2 separate regions of the Homo sapiens genome follow, and region 2 is linked to region 1. A link is a loop called in an ENCODE intact Hi-C map of the cell type or tissue named here. Cell type or tissue: endothelial cell of umbilical vein. All regions are shown on one strand. Links, peaks and the distances in the headings refer to the core of each region. The heading gives the core; the rest is flanking DNA.

Region 1 (7,729 bases), core at 1,442-6,441:
TGAGGTATAATTTACATACAACAAAATCCACAGATTAAGTGCACAGATAGGTCAATGATTTTGACAAATGTATCCCCCATGGAACCGCTGCCCAATCAGTATAAGGAGCATTTCCATCTCCCCAGAGGGCCCTGTGTCTGCGGCAGCAAGTACCCCACCCCCTCTGGTCTGGGTGCTGTCCCGGGAGGTGAGTTTTGCAGGTTCATTGTCAGTGGCTGTGATGGGGGCTGATTACATCCCGCCTGGCTACTCTGCACGTCCTGCTTCTGCCCTGCTCCCGGGCCTGGTCTGAGGGTCTGGAGACCTGGTTGTCTTGTGGGAAGGAAGAGGTGGCAGAGCCGGCACTGAATCCAGGGCCTATGAATGTGCCCCCAGGGCTATGTTTGAACCTGTAGGGTTTGAGAGACAAGGAGAACTTGAAGGATTCCCAACAGCCTGAAGGCCCATCGTGCCTCTTTGGGAATCTGGGCTGAGTGGGATGGCCCCTTGGCTTCCTGCAGTATTTATGAAGTGCCTACTGCATGCGCCGGGCCGTGCCAGATGACGTAGGGGGGTGAAAGGAAGAGAAGGCGAGACCTCGCCCTCGAGGAGCTGTGGTTTAGAGGCATGAGGATGGGCCATGCGACTCCCTTGCTCGAAAAGCAAGAAAAGGTGCAGTCGAGAGACCTAGAAGAGGCGGCAGCCCTTTCCTCTGCTGACTCGCAGCTCAGCCTCGCAACTTGGCATGGAGGGTTTTAGTTGTTAAAAACTAAACATTATTTTATTACATATTCCATATTTGTTATTATTTATTCAGAGACAGGGTCTCACTCTGAGGCCCATGCTGCAGTGGTGAGATCATGGCTTATTGTGGCCTTGACTTCCTGGGCTCAAGCGATCCCCCCACCTCAGCCTCCCAAAATGCTGGGATTACAGGCATGAGCCACCGCACCCAGTCTATTTCCTTATTACAAAATTCTCAGCATGGAGTTTTTCATTCATCTTTATGTTTATGTTGTACAATATCAGTTTTAAGTTTCAGTGCATTTAACTCGTGGAATCACAGAAATGACAGTTTTCATAACTTACACATGCGTATTTCTTTTTTTTTTTTTTTTTTTTTTTGAGACAGAGTCTTGCCCTGTCGCCCAGGCTGGAGTGCAGTGGCGCCATCTCGGCTTACTGCAAGCTCCGCCTACCGGGTTCACGCCATTCCCCTGCCTCAGCCTCCCGAGTAGCTGGGACTATAGGCGCCCGCCACCATGCCCGGCTAATTTTTTTTGTATTTTTAGTAGAGATGCGGTTTCACCATGTTAGCTAGGATAGTCTCGATCTCCTGTCCTCGTGATCCACCCGCCTCGGCCTCCCAAAGTGCTGGCATTACAGGCGTGAGCCACTGTGCCCGGCCATCTATTTCATTCTTATCAGAAAGTTAACTGAGCTGTTTTTCACCTCTTGAGGTGCACATATTCTATCAACACTGTCTGCCTTCACCTACTGATGATGGAGGAAAAGAGGGGGAAAGGCACTCTGGGTGGCCCAGCAGGTTGCCCTGGCTTTCTGTGTCATTTTCCGAGTATGTGGTTGGCTGACGCATGTGTAGGAAGGGACATGATGGGGCCTTTGGTGTCTGAATTCTCCGAACCCTTACTTCCTTCTGTAGGGGGAACAGGTTCTGCTTGCAATGGGAAGTGCAGCAGCTCACCCAAGCTTCACCCTAATGCCAGAAAGCCCCACACCCTGGGTCTACCACGATCCCACACTCCTGGGCTCTCCACTCACAGGAGTGCTGTGTTATTCCAGCAGGCTTCGCTTTGCTTACAAAATACAAAGACAAAATCGGGAATTTCAGGATAGTGGCAGCTTCTGAGTGCCAGTTCCATGGCACATGCCAGGCAGGCAGGCAGCCCAGGGTGTGCTTAATAAACCCTGAGGGCACCTTCTAGATTCAGGAGGCCACGGCAGATGTGACTGGAGCCTGGTATGAGGGCAGCCCAGGCCACTGGCTGCCTGGGGCCCTGGAGTGCTTGGGGGCAGTGAGGGGGTGCCCTCCTCCAGGGGCCCTGGGACGTGGAGGTCAGGAAGGAGGTCAGGAAGGGACGTGAAGGCTCTGCTGCCCTTGCCTGGGTCGCCTTGTGTGTGAGTCACTTCACCTCTGCCCCAGCTTCCCCATCTGCAAAAGGGGGGAGAAGCTGGGAGTGAAGCGGCCTCACCATGTGGTTTGGAGCACCAGGTGAAGAATGTAAGTAAAGCACTTGGCATGGGGTGGGCATGGAGTCAGGGCTCTCCCTTGGGGGTGGCGTTGATCCCCCGTGAGCCACAGGTAGGTCCGGCAAGTGGAGCCAGGTTCCTGAGGCCGTGCCTGCAGGTTGGCCCTGTGTGACGAGGTTGACGGCATCTCCAGTGTTGGGCCGCTGGCCGCCTGCCCAGCATGTGTTCCTGGCTCTGCCTCCTGCTGCCGCCTCCGCTGCGCCTTCTGAGTGTCACACCAGGAGGCAGCAGGGGCTGGCAGCACCTCCGCTCCTGCTGCCGTGCCTGGAATTTGGGGCCATGGCCCTGGCCGGTTCTCCATCCTGCCTGTTTGCATAGAGCTCGTTCCCTGGCCTGGCATCTTGGGATTTTCCAGTGATTCCTTTCCATACTTGAAGCAGACATGGGGATGCAGGGGATGGTCATGTCTGCGTTGTTGGTCACTGAACATTTTAAAGGTGGCAACACAATTGCCTTTAAAGTGATATGGCATGAAAAAAATCGTTATTTATATTTGGCATGGCCAAAGAGTAAAAACTCAAGGGATGGTTGCTGAGGAGCATTCAGGAGGCCTGGGGTGGCATCAGGGACCAAGTGTCCGTTTGATTTCACAGACCCGTAAGTGTTCAGTGTCTTGAGCGAACTGTGAAGAGGAGACCCTGGCCTCTGATTTCAAAGGCGCCAGCGTTTTACCGGGGCCGGTGCAGATAATGGAAGAAAGGTGTTTTGCCAGGGACTTTTCCGGGGTATGCAGTGGGGCTGGTGAGGGGTCTGCCTTAGCAGGAAGCCCTTGCCTTTGCTGTAAAGAAACTAGCAAGCGACAAAACGAAAGCATCAAAGAGCCAACAGGATGCGGCCCGAGCCCTCCCTGGCACGTTGCCCCGAGCCGCGCGGGGAAGAGTGACCTTAGGGCCCGCCTCGCGCACACAGGCCAGGCACAGGTTGAAAGTTCAAGGCATTTTGTTTTTTCACCTGTTTCCTACAGTTCTAAGAAACTTCTGAAGAATTAATGTGTAACTATATCAGACACTCGGCGTTTTCTCCAGGGAAAATAATGTTACAGTGGGGGAGGGAGGGGAAGTGGCTACTTGATGAGACACAAGAAGGTTTCCATAAAGTAAGAAAAACCCTCTCTAGGGGAAACGTGCACAACATCGCATGTGACTCTTACTCCATCTCCACCATGTAGAATGGCTGCGTTTGCTCAGGGCTGGCACAGTGTGGGGCTGCTGGTGGTCACAGAAGGACTAGAGCAGCAGTTGGTGTCCTTGAAACCAGTGTACAGCCGTGATCACCATGCCCTTCGTGAGTCTGGTGGGCCCAGGATCTGCTGGGGCCAATTTTGACACGAGGTATTGAATGACAAAAGCAAATTAATGCAGCAAATGTAAAGATAGAGATAAGCTCTTTGCCATGCCACCTTCTGGACCAGGAGTTTATGATTCTGATACTATTTCTCCCTGGCCAGTGGCAGAGCCCCTCTGGCAGGGGCCTGAGCTTCATGCTACCCAAGTCTAAATCATTTTACTTTTTTCTAACAAAGTCTTAACTTGCCAACTGGCAGTATGCATTGTTACTGGCTTGATATATCATGTGGAGAAAACAGATGCTTTGACATGATGACATACAGATTTTACTAACATTTCCTCCTGTCATGAAATTTTCATATAAAGATGAATATTTTCTTGAGGCACCATTTATAAAGGTGGTTTTTATGTTAGAAGCTGGTGTTGGCCAGGCGTGCTGGCTCATGCCTGCAATCTAGCACTTTGGGAGGCCGAGGTGGGCGGATCACAAGGTCAAGAGTTTGAGACCAGCCTGGCCAATATGGTGAAACCCCATCTCTACTAAAAATACAAAAATTAGCCAGGCGTGGTGGTGGGCACCTATAGTCCCAGCTACTCAGGAGGCTGAGGCAGGAGAACTGCTTGAACCTGGGAGGCGGAGGTTGCAGTGAGCCGAGATCGCGCCACTGCACTCCAGCCTGGGTGACAGAGCGACACTCCGTCTCAAAAAAAAAAAAAAAAAAAAAAAAAAAAGCTGGTGTCTTTTTAAAATCCTTTTGTAAATTAGTTTAAGAAGAGTTAAACACTAGCCCTTTCCTTGTTCGGTTCACCTGGTCTGCGTATGCATGCTTTTAAACGTGTACCAGGCATATGAAGTGGTTGTGATTTGTAAACTATCATCATAAACTCTTAAATCCTGCCTTTTACACTCTTGCCACCAGGTGGCTAAGAAAAAAGAAATCAAGAAAAAAATCTAACAGTTATGCAAAGGACTCGTAATCACTTTCAAGTTCTGCTTCAGTGGTGAAATATGAAACTATAGACGGACTGCGTTTCAAGAAGGAGAACTGCTGAATAAGTGACAGGCATTTCAGGCAGCGCCCGACCAGATGGACAGCTCATGAGTCTTCTTATTTTCTCAAATATTGGCAATGGGAAACCAGATTTTGCTGATCTAAAGCTTTTGGAGACTCTCTGAGCCTGTTCCACCTCCATGCTGTCCCCTGGATGCCGCTATTGTCCGGACCAGTTAGCTTTGGGACAGAGGTTCAGCTTTGGCCTCTTGGATTTCCAGAGTGGAGGATGCCTGAATCCTGACCACAGCAGCAGGCCGCCCTTATCCTTAACACATCAGCATCAGGGAACGACATCTGCAGAGATGTTCAGTGCCCTCAGAATTGGCTCTAGGAACCCAAAGTAAAATTCTCCAAACTGATGTTAAGGTCTCATGCATGTCATTCTTTGATTCTGTGTATTAACAGTAAGATGCTATGAGGAAATCCGTGCACGAGGGATGACAGCGTGGCAGGCTGGAACACGCTTTTTAGATTTACTTTCGTGGACTGGATCTGTTAAGAGTAAGGCCAGCGTCCTAGGGCACAAACCGTGCTCTCCCCAACGTTTCCACAGCGTCATGAAGGACGATCTTGTCCCATGAAACAAACCCTACCCGTCTTCTTGCTGGGGGGGTCAGCGGCTGCTCTGCTTCTCCTGTGCACCCGGGGTTGCTCTTCAGTTCTCTAACTTAGTAAGTTGGACTGGCAGCCTCTTGGTTGTACACCATTTTATTCTTGATTCGCTTTTCTGATTCAAAGTGAACCTGAGTGCCTTAATCCTCTAAGGGGAATTAATTGCTTGTTTCAGTGCTTAACTCTGATCCTGGCTCAGTCCCCATGGGGACAAGTTTCTTCCTGTTAGGATCTGTGTGTGTTGTTCAAAACACAATCAGAAAGGTAATGAAGTTTTTCTTATGACAGAAGCCAGAAATGCAGGCTATTTTCTTTTCTATTGCATAAGTAGTGTTCTCAAACTAACTTTATGTTATGAAGGATGCTATTGAACTCAATACATAAAATGTAGAAAATTTTAGTTGGTCATTCTAGCAGGCTGGATTATTTCCTAGAAATGAAGGTTAACTTTTATTGCCTGGTTTTATTTTACAGAAATAAGCTATCATCTTCTGCAGAAGACAATTACTGAACTGATTTTCCAGAGTTGGAATTAACCTTCTGTGGCCTAATCACCTTCATTTCTACGTAATATCACCCTCCCAAGCATTTTTCTTGGTTTTGGAAAATCATTAAGGCCACAACCACTACTCGATATGCCTGATGCCCTCTCCCACTTATAATGTGTTCATTTTTATTTTTGAGAAGACTATAGCTAGTAGATATTTCTAGAAGATGTTGATAAAGGATGGAGTTAAGTGGAGACCTGAGGAGGGAGCAGGGATAAGGAAGGGCCAAGGGGAAGAGGGAATTCACATTCATCAGGTGCTCATGCCTGCACAGTCGGCAGTCAGTGGAGGGTAACTCTTTGGGGTAAATAGGAGGAAATGGAAGCTCAAGAACTTGAAATCACTTGCCCAAAGTCCCACAGGTGCTCAGGGATGGAGGCAGGAACTCAAGTCAGGCCTGTTATGGCACAGTGGATTGTTTGATACTTGCCCTGCACTCTGTCCCTAAATGCCCATCTACAGAATTCTGAGGTTGCCTTTCCTGATGCTGGCCCTGCAAGGGCTGGGCTCACACTGTGTCTGATGCAGCAGGGCTGACTTGGGGGCAATTACTTCACATTAAGGTAGAGACCAAGAGAAATACTTGTTTTAATCTGGAAAAACTCAGATGGCTTGCCTACAGCCGTTTCTTACCATTACTCATTAAACCAAGCCCTTACATTTTATCTGAGACCCTGACTCTAACCCTGTGCCATGGAAAAACAAACAAACAAACAAAAAACTAGCATGGTGAGAGGGGGCAGGGTTGAAGACACAGTAACATGTGGCTCTCAGAAGGTGGCATCCCCTTCTGCAGTGGCAGTGTCACCCCTCCCAGCCCGGCCCAGGGGCCTGGTGCACCCAAAGAGGAGCCCGACATTTTCTCAGCCAGAATGAATCACAGGCACATTCTGCTGCGGTTCTGAGAGGCATCTGGCCAGTGTTATAGACTTTTCATGTGTCCTGTTGGTTGTGATCCTCACAGCAGCCCTTGGAGATGGGCTGAACATGAGAGACAAGGAACAAGAGTACAAGGAGATAAGAAGCTCAAAAAACAACAAACAAAACCCAAAGCTAGCAGAAGGAAAGGAACAGTAATGATTAGAGCAGAGATAAACAAAAAGAGAATTTTAAACAACAGAGAAAATCAGTTAAACCAAGAGTTGGCTGTTTGAGAAGACTAACAAAATTGACAGACCTTTAACTTAAATAAAAAGAGAGAAAAGATCTAAATAACTAAAACCAGAAATGGACGAGAAAACATCACGTCCTACAGAACAACACATCTTGCAGAAATAAAAAGGCCAAGAGAATATTATGAACAATTATGCCAACAAATTGTCTAACCTAGATGAAATGGACAAATTCCTAGAAAGACACAACCTACTGAGACTGAACAGACCTACAACTAGTAAAGAGACTGAAGCAGCAGTCAAAAATCTCCCCCAAAAGAAAAGCCCACTCTCTCTCCGGTCCGTGCCTCCAAGATGACAAAGAAAAGAAGGAACAATGGTCGTGCCAAAAAGGGCCGCGGCCACGTGCAGCCTATTCGCTGCACTAACTGTGCCCGATGCGTGCCCAAGGACAACGCCATTAAGAAATTCGTCATTCGAAACATAGTGGAGGCCGCAGCAGTCAGGGACATTTCTGAAGCGAGCGTCTTCGATGCCTATGTGCTTCCCAAGCTGTATGTGAAGCTACATTACTGTGTGAGTTGTGCAATTCACAGCAAAGTAGTCAGGAATCGATCTCGTGAAGCCCGCAAGGACCGAACACCCCCACCTCGATTTAGACCTGCGGGTGCTGCCCCACGTCCCCCACCAAAGCCCATGTAAGGAGCTGAGTTCTTAAAGACTGAAGACAGGCTATTCTCTGGAGAAAAATAAAATGGAAATTGTACTTAAAAAAAAAAAAAAAAAAGCCCAGGACCAGATGGCTTCACTGGTAAATTCTACCAAACATTTACAGAATTCACACCAGTCCTCCTGAAACTCTTCTA
Region 2 (7,729 bases), core at 1,537-6,536, 630 kb after region 1:
GGGCGCCTGTAGTCCCAGCTACTTGGGAGGCTGAGGCAGGAGAATGGCATGAACCCAGGAGGCGGAGCCTGCAGTGAGCCGAGATGGCACCACTGCACTCCAGCCCGGGCTACAGAGCGAGACTCCGTCTCAAAAAAAACGAAACAAAACAAAAAAAACAACAAAAAATGATTTTAAAAAATTTGCGACTTGTAAATCCACACATTATTTTGTTGTTCTGAAAAGAAAATTTAACATTTTATATTTTTAAAATTTGGGGGATCCTATCATATCGTTTTTTGTAACTCCAGATATTAGCTTAAAAATAGGTTTCAACATGAGTGATTTTCAGGTATTTATTCAAACATTTCCTCCTACTTCAAAAATACATAAAAACGTGATATGACTGCTTTCTTAAAGGATTTACCGAGATTATATCCTTTGAGTAAAGTGATCCTGAACTCAGTCTGGTTGTCAGTTTCATTAGGAAGGAAGTCGCTCATCTTGGTCTAAATATTCTCCAATGCCCCGTAACGCGGACATTGCTTTCAAGGAGCCATGCTTTCAAGGAGCGCCCAGATGGAAGACCTTTCTAACGACAGTTGGAAATATTCTAAGAAAAATTAATGCTATTTTAGAGTTACTAGTGGTAGGTTTTAAGATAAAACGTCTTTGTGGGCTTGTAATTTTTCCTGGGTAGCAAAGTGAAATTCGCAAACCTTGGGGCTCTCTTCTCATCCTTCTCAACCTCACATTTCTTATTTCACATGGCCTTCTGTCTAGTAACACTATACTTACACATTTAAGAACCATGCATTTAGGCTGGGCATGGTGGCTCACGCCTGTAATCCCAGCACTTTGGGAGGCTAAGGCAGGTGGATCACGAGGTCAGGAGTTCGAGACCAGCCTGGCCAACATGGTGAAATCCCATCTCTACTAAAAATACAAAAAATTAGCCAGGCGTGGTGGTGCACACCTGTAGTCCCATCTACTCAGGAGGCTGAAGCAGGAGAATCGCTTGAACCTGGTAGGCAGAGGTTGCAGTGAGCCGAGATCGCACCACTGTACTCCAGCCTGGGCGACAGACAGAGCGAGACTCTGTCTCAAAAAAAAAAAAAAAAAGAAAAAGAAACATGCGCTTATAGTTCCTCATGGCTGAGCAGCAACCTCGTTCTCTTGGAAGTGAGATATTTTTGAAAGGAAGTATTGACTAGAAAGTGAGGGGTCAGGGCTGTGTCTAGGATCAGGTTGTTCAGACAGGAAGGAAGGAAGAAAGTTTTGATGCTATTTAGAAACCTGACTTTGACATTTTGGGCTATCAGCTTGGTTTACTGGAAAAATGAAGAAAGACAGTTTTTTCTCACAAAATTGTGATGTGGGTTAGAAGAATACTGAAGAATTCAGTGATTGAGCCTTTGATATGGACAGTTGAAGTGCAGGAGACAGTTGCCAACATTTTGTTGAAGTCATTCATATACATATCTGAATCATAAATTAATTCTAAATGAGTGACATGCTTTTTAGCTTGCCAGAATTATGGAATTGCTGAGAGCAGAATGCTGTAACCTGAGCATCTGGTGATCAGACTAACCCTGGGTGGCCTGTTTGGTCACGGAACATGAGGACTCTGTGTGTTTGGAGGTTGGGCAGGGTCTGGAAGGTGACAGTATTTTGGGGGTGCTCTATTAGTCAGGAAGTCATGGGAATTTGCCTGCCCCGTTTGTCATATTTGGTTTTTGTTTGTTTGTTTTTGAGACGGAGTCTCGCTCTGTCGCCCAGGCTGGAGTGCAGTGGCACAATGTTGGCTCACTGCAACCTCCACCTCCCAGGTTCAAGTGATTCTCCTGACTCAGCCTCCCAAGTAGCTGGGATTTCAGGCACCACCACCATGCATGGCTAATTTTTGTATTTTTAGTAGAGACAGAGTTTTGCCATGTTGGCCAGGCTGGTCTTGAACTCCTGACCTCAGGTGATCTGCCCACCTCTGCCTCCCAAAGTGCTGAGATTACAGGCTTGAGCCACCATGTCCAGCTGGTTTGTCATATTTGTGTTTGAATTTGGCTCTACGTGGATTCTGCGTAAGATTTAAGTGTCTTAGTTGGAAAAAGCCTCTGCATAAATGTGCACTGAGGAATATTTGTAACAAAGCTGGGAGCCAAGTAGGGAACTGGCATAGAGATTCTTCTAGACACATAGGCAAAGGATAGCTACCACAGAAAACGGGCAGATATGTGGGATTAGAGTGAGAGGGGTAATTTAGGCGATGAAATGAGCTGGTCTCTTGTACCACTATATGGCAGGTGAGGCAGATCCCCAAGATGAGGGTAGCGGTGCTTCTAGGAAGGGGAGACCACCACACCCCTGCCCTTTCTTGACAAAGTATACCAAGTGCAGATTACACTAGAGGGAGCCAGGCCGATGCCAAGCTTCCCGCTGGATGATGAAGGCCGTGGAGATGAGGAAGAGACACAGAGAACGAAGATGCCAGAGGGGTTAGAAGTGAGGAGTTTACTGTAGTGGGGCACACAGAGAAAATAATATTTGATGGCAACTGGGCGGCTCTTGGCAAGAGATGACCAGCTTGGAAGTCCCTGCCATTCCTGACCCAAGGGCTGTAGGGATCAGCAGCTCAGGCACACACCTGTAACCCATCCTGCACACTGACTGGGAAGTTCTGGTCTAGTCAACGTCAGAAATACATAGTGAAAAGCCAGGGTCGTGGAGCCCTTTGAGAATCTGATGGAAGTTATGGGCCTTCTCCCCAGAAAGCCCACAAATGTGACACACACATACAATTGTGCTCACTGTTTCAAGGGATTTATGAAAATGCTCATCTACTTCTTTAATTTATTTTTATTTTGAGACAGAGTCTCACTCTGTCACTCAGGCTGGAGTGCAGTGGTGTAATCTTGGCTCACTGCAACCTCCACCTCCCAGGTTCAAGTGATTCTCATGCCTCAGCCTCCCGAGTAGCTAGGATTGCAGGTACACACCTGCAATGCCATCATGCCTGGCTAATTTTTATATTTTTAGTAGAGATGGAGTTTCACCATGTTGACCAGGCTGGTCTTGAACCCCTGGCCTTAAGTGACCTGCCCGCTTCAGCCTCCCAAAGTGCTGGGATTACAGATATGAGCCACTATGCCTGGCCAAAATGCTCATCTAATTTTGGATCTTATGATAAGAACCTTGGTTGGAGATTATTAAAGAAAGGGTGTTGATGAAGAAATGAAGGCCAATTCACTTGAATAAATTCAGCAACTAGGATTTAAAAAGTCCATCTAAAGAAGGAGAGAATCACAGACTCTTAGGGCATTCAAAGGCTCCATAAACCTCTGGCTTTGGAAGTGGTTCAAATGCTAGGGATACCAAGCAGAAAATATCCAGGTCAGGTCATTAGATCCAAACAATCGAGCACATTGCAATGGTTGAGCAGATCGCTCGGCTCCGTGTTGGCTACTTTTTAAAGGTCCTGATGTTAACTTGGTCAGGATAATAATTTGGTAAATAGTCAATGGCACAAGTTTTATTTCTGTATCCCTCCTTCCAAACATTTTTCCCCGGGAGGGACCCTTCTCTAGTTTTCTCGGTATGCATGGCGGAATGGGGAGCGTGTGGTGAGGTGTGCTCTTGCACGGACTTCCAAGATTGACAGTGGCTGCCTGGGTACCTATTGTCTCAAGGACTCTGCCACCCAGTGCATAATCAGTTCTAAGCCACTCATCTTCACTTGCCCATATGCCCCCTGGAAGCACCCGTATTGCTGAAATGACATGTATCGAAAACAACGAGACAGTCAGGGCTCAACGCCTTACCAACTATTTGTGAACCAAAATAATAACCAGATCTCAAAAGACTAAATGGTGGGCGAGGGATGGAGCGTCAGTACTACCTTAGAAAATATGTGACTTGTGTTAGTTGAATCTCAGGTCTGACATCATGTGAAAGTGCTTTCTTTGCAAAATACAGCCTGGGGGGAAATTTTGCCAGTGTCTTGCTCTGGTGAGTTAATATGCATTTAACCAGTTTTATAACAGATTATTTACCAACGGGAACAGAATGCTTTGGCACGGGATGCCTTTGAGAGAGCTATTCTATTGCTCTGGCTAATTCCATATTTCAAAATAATTTCCACATACTCCTGGTGGATGTAGGTTCTCTCAAACTCTTCCCTCTACTGGTGAAATGGGAGAACTGGCAAGTAGGTGAGATTATGTTGCCCTCTGGTGTCTGCCAACCCAAAAGAAAGAACTAGAACTTAGGAAGGCGATGAGATGTAGAAGGAAGGTAGAAGGTGCTCCCCATCGGGAGAAAGATAAAGATGGAGAGGTTGGGGGATGAAGAGGGAGGAAGGGAATGAGCTTGGTGTCCTCTGCCCGTTGGACCTTCTTCTCTTGGGTGAGTGACAGGATTCCAACTACTCTTCCTGTCTGAGGAGGAAAGTGACACCTCCAGGGCTATTTGCCTGATGAGTCTGGGGCCTCTGTGATTTGTGATGGAGAAGTAGGCTCATCGGGGGGGTGGGACCTGGCCATTCTCTGCAGGGAACCGCTGGGGAAATGAGCTGGGTGATGGCCACCCATAGTCCCATCCTTCAGGTTTGGCTGAATAGGAGAATGTCCCTGGGACTGGGAGTGGGAGGGAAATAGCCCTTGTCCTTGGGGGAAACTCTTGGCAGTTATGACATTATTAAAAGTACAGGGATGGTGAAGGGGAATTCGCTGGTTGTCCACTGCAGGGGTCTTCACACCTGGTAGCAGTGGCCATTTTAGACTGTGGCCCTTTGGAGCTCTCTCAAGAACATCATGCCAGGAGGGCAGCCCCAGAGAGCATGATGGAGAGGGGGAATTTCTTCCCCCACAGGGAACTGAGTCCAGCCCTCCACCCTCAGAATGGCAGCTACTGCCTGAGGACCCACCTGTGTCTAGGATGGAGACCAGGATTTTCATTCTCCTTAGGGAAACCCACCAATAACCTCAAATGTACTTCTCATGGCCTAGCCTGGGGCACCCGGCTCCTCCCCTCTGGGCCCGTGTCTGGGCTTTGCCATGTTTGCCAGGCACCCGGGGGAGCAGGGTGTGGTGAGCCCAGCCAGCCTGTTATTACATCTTGTATCATCTTCTGATGTGCCTATCCTGTCATTGACTTTTGATGCCCTACACGAGAGCAGGCATTACATTTTCTTGCCACAAACTATGGCAAGTCTGTGGAAATTGTTGATAATTTTTCTTACAGAAAGACCATTGGCTGGGCATGGTGGCTCACACCTGTAATCCCAGCACTTTGGGACGCCAAGGCAGGCAGATCACCTGAGGTCAGGAGTTTGAGACCAGCCTGGCCAACATGGTGAAACCCCATCTCTACTAAAAATACAAAAATTAGCTGGGCGTGGTGGTGCACGCCTGTAATCCCAGCTACTTGGGAGCCTGTGGCGGGAGAATCGCTTGAACTCGGAAGGCAGAGGTTGCAGGGAGCCAAGATTGCACCATTGTACTCCAGCCTAGGGGTCAAGAGAGAAACTCTGTCTCAAAAAAAAAAAAAAAAAAAAGGGAAAAGAAACAAAAAATTGATGACTATTCATAGAAACTGATGGCAGCTAGGAGTAAAAAGGTGGGCAAATTTGGGCAGAGACACAGGGAGGCAGAGCGCTCCATCTTTGGTCAGGGTTAGTGGAGACCATGGAGCCATGGGAGGAAATCCTTTGGGTGCCTGAGCCCTGTGGGGCTGGGGAGGGGACCTGGTTACCCTGGTTTCCTGGAAGGAGGCTGTGGGGAGGCACAGGACGGGAGTGAAGCTGGGAAAAGGAAGCACCTTCAGCAGCAAGTTTCTTTTGTAGATTATCTTGGGTTTTTCAAATCCTAGTTCAAAAGCCAGTAAAGAGCCATGAGTGTTGGCATGTTTCTGTAGTCCCAGCTACTCGGGAGGCTGAGGAGGGAGGATCACTTAAGCCCAGGTGTTGGAGGCCACTCTGATTGTGCCACTGCACTCCATCCTGGGCAATAGAGGGAGACCCTGCCTTAAAACAAGAACAACCACACACACACACACAAAACCAAAAAACCCAAAGCCAGTAAAGCTGGGATTTCTTTTCTTACTTCCTTTTTTTTTTTTTTTTTTTTTGACAGAGTCTCGCTCTGTTGCCCAGGCTGGAGTGCAGTGGCGAGATCTCGGCTCACTGAAACCTCCGCCTCCCAGGTTCAAGCGATTCTCCTGCCTCACCCTCCCAAGTAGCTGGGATTACAGGTGCCCACCATGCCCAGCTAACTTTTGTTTTTTTAGTAGAGGTGGGGTTTCACCATGTTGGCCAGGCTGGTCTCAAACTCCTTACCTCAAGCGATCTGCCCGCCTTGGCCTTGCAAAGTCTGCTGAAATTACAGGCATGAGCCACTGTGCCCGGCCAAAACTGGGATTTCTGATGTAATCCCCAGGCTGACAGAACTCTTGAGTGAAAGGGGGATAATGGTCTAGCACTTAGCTCCCAGTAAATTCAAAGTATAGTTATTGAATGAATGAATGAATGGAATATTGCAATTGATTTTGTTATTGGTTTTTGACTAGAGGGTATGTATATGGATGGTAAGTAAGAAGAGAAAATGGGAAAACCGATTTTGTTTTAAAAAACTGTATGACCACGTAGGAAACATAGGTTCAGATTATAGTTGTGGAAACTCTGCAAGACTAGGAGATGTAAAAGAAGGTTAGAGTGAGGAAAGAAAGCCAGCAGAATAATTTTCAAAGATAGCTAATTCATGGATCTGTAAATTATTTTATTTAATCTTCATGCAACTGAAACAGAAGCAGGCATAATAATTTTGCAGGCAAGGCAGTACACAGGGGGTCGGGCCAGCACCTCCACCAGGCACTTGCTGATTCCCTCCTTGGTATTTTCCCTACAGGTGAAACCAGCTTAGGCTAGTGACTATGAATGTCCGGCGTTGACTTTTAGGGAAAACACGCTGCAGAAGGACATCCTGCACCCTCCGTGGGGTGGCGGGGGGGGTATGATTCCCCCCATTTGCTGAGGTGCCCGCCAGCTGGGCGATGCCTTTGAACTTCTGGGCTTTGAGTGCCCACGCACCCGGCCACAAGCCACCTTCCCCAGCACTTGCTCCCTCTGAGGAAGCGGCATCTACTCTAGCACGGGCTTTGCCTGTAACCTTTAGTGCTGTTTTCTAGAAAAGGATTTGGTGAGGTTCGTTGTATTCAGACTGGGTTGTTCTTTTAGAAATTGGTCTGTGCTGTCTTCATTTTATTTGCCAAAATATGAGCTACAACGCTACGGACTGATCATTTTACTAAATCTTTCTCCTTCTCCCACTCCTGTCTGTCTTTGTAAGTCAAAGCTATTTTGCATTACGTGAGCAACAAAATGATTTACAAAATGAGAGACAGGGACAATCTATTCTAACGGTTAGATGGCAATAACAAATATTTACACGAGCCTGGCTGATGCTGACTTTTGGAGAGCGCGCGCTCCAACTGAAAGCTGAAAGCTGGGGAACTGAGCCATGGGAGGCCAGCCTCTGGTGTTCTGCTGGACAGCCTCTTGGGCCAAAAATAATCTTCTTTGTTTTTTTGTTTTAGAGTCTGTATCTGTAAAAAGAAGCTAATAGCTTGGACCCCTCTGTCAGTAATGCTGTGCAGAGTTCCCAGTTGACTTTCATAAGCCTAAGCCTCAGAGCTGGGGCTTGGAGGTTGGTGGGAAGGGGTGAAGGTTTGCGGGGAAGGCAAGTGAGTCCCTCTAAGGAGC

The links. A loop is a pair of places that touch in the nucleus more often than their neighbours do. Peaks named below come from ENCODE experiments on the same cell type or tissue, not always from the same donor. Only the 100,000 strongest peaks of a DNase experiment are listed, where the experiment ranks them.
Region 2: a loop joins it to region 1, with 5 times the contacts of the local background. A loop is called at or near these places in 5 of 110 quality-filtered maps.

Annotation. Positions count from the first base shown.
Region 1 is chr13:100,539,737-100,547,465 of GRCh38, reverse strand. The region is part of intron 2 of GGACT (gamma-glutamylamine cyclotransferase); the gene reads left to right. It also overlaps the pseudogene RPS26P47. Among named protein-coding and RNA genes, the nearest start is that of GGACT, 45 kb to the left of the region's middle. RefSeq lists enhancers at 1-96, 97-775, 1,524-2,246, 2,247-2,970, 4,401-4,580. In endothelial cell of umbilical vein, for the core only: a CTCF peak has its summit at 4,465; DNase peaks (open chromatin) are centred at 2,545, 3,225 and 4,455; H3K4me3 peaks cover 387 bases; H3K27ac peaks cover 385 bases.
Region 2 is chr13:99,913,138-99,920,866 of GRCh38, reverse strand. The region is part of intron 1 of CLYBL-AS3 (CLYBL antisense RNA 3); the gene reads left to right. Among named protein-coding and RNA genes, the nearest start is that of CLYBL-AS3, 40 kb to the left of the region's middle. RefSeq lists enhancers at 6,497-6,996, 6,997-7,498. In endothelial cell of umbilical vein, for the core only: a CTCF peak has its summit at 4,177 (motif pointing left); a DNase peak (open chromatin) is centred at 4,166; H3K27me3 peaks cover 518 bases.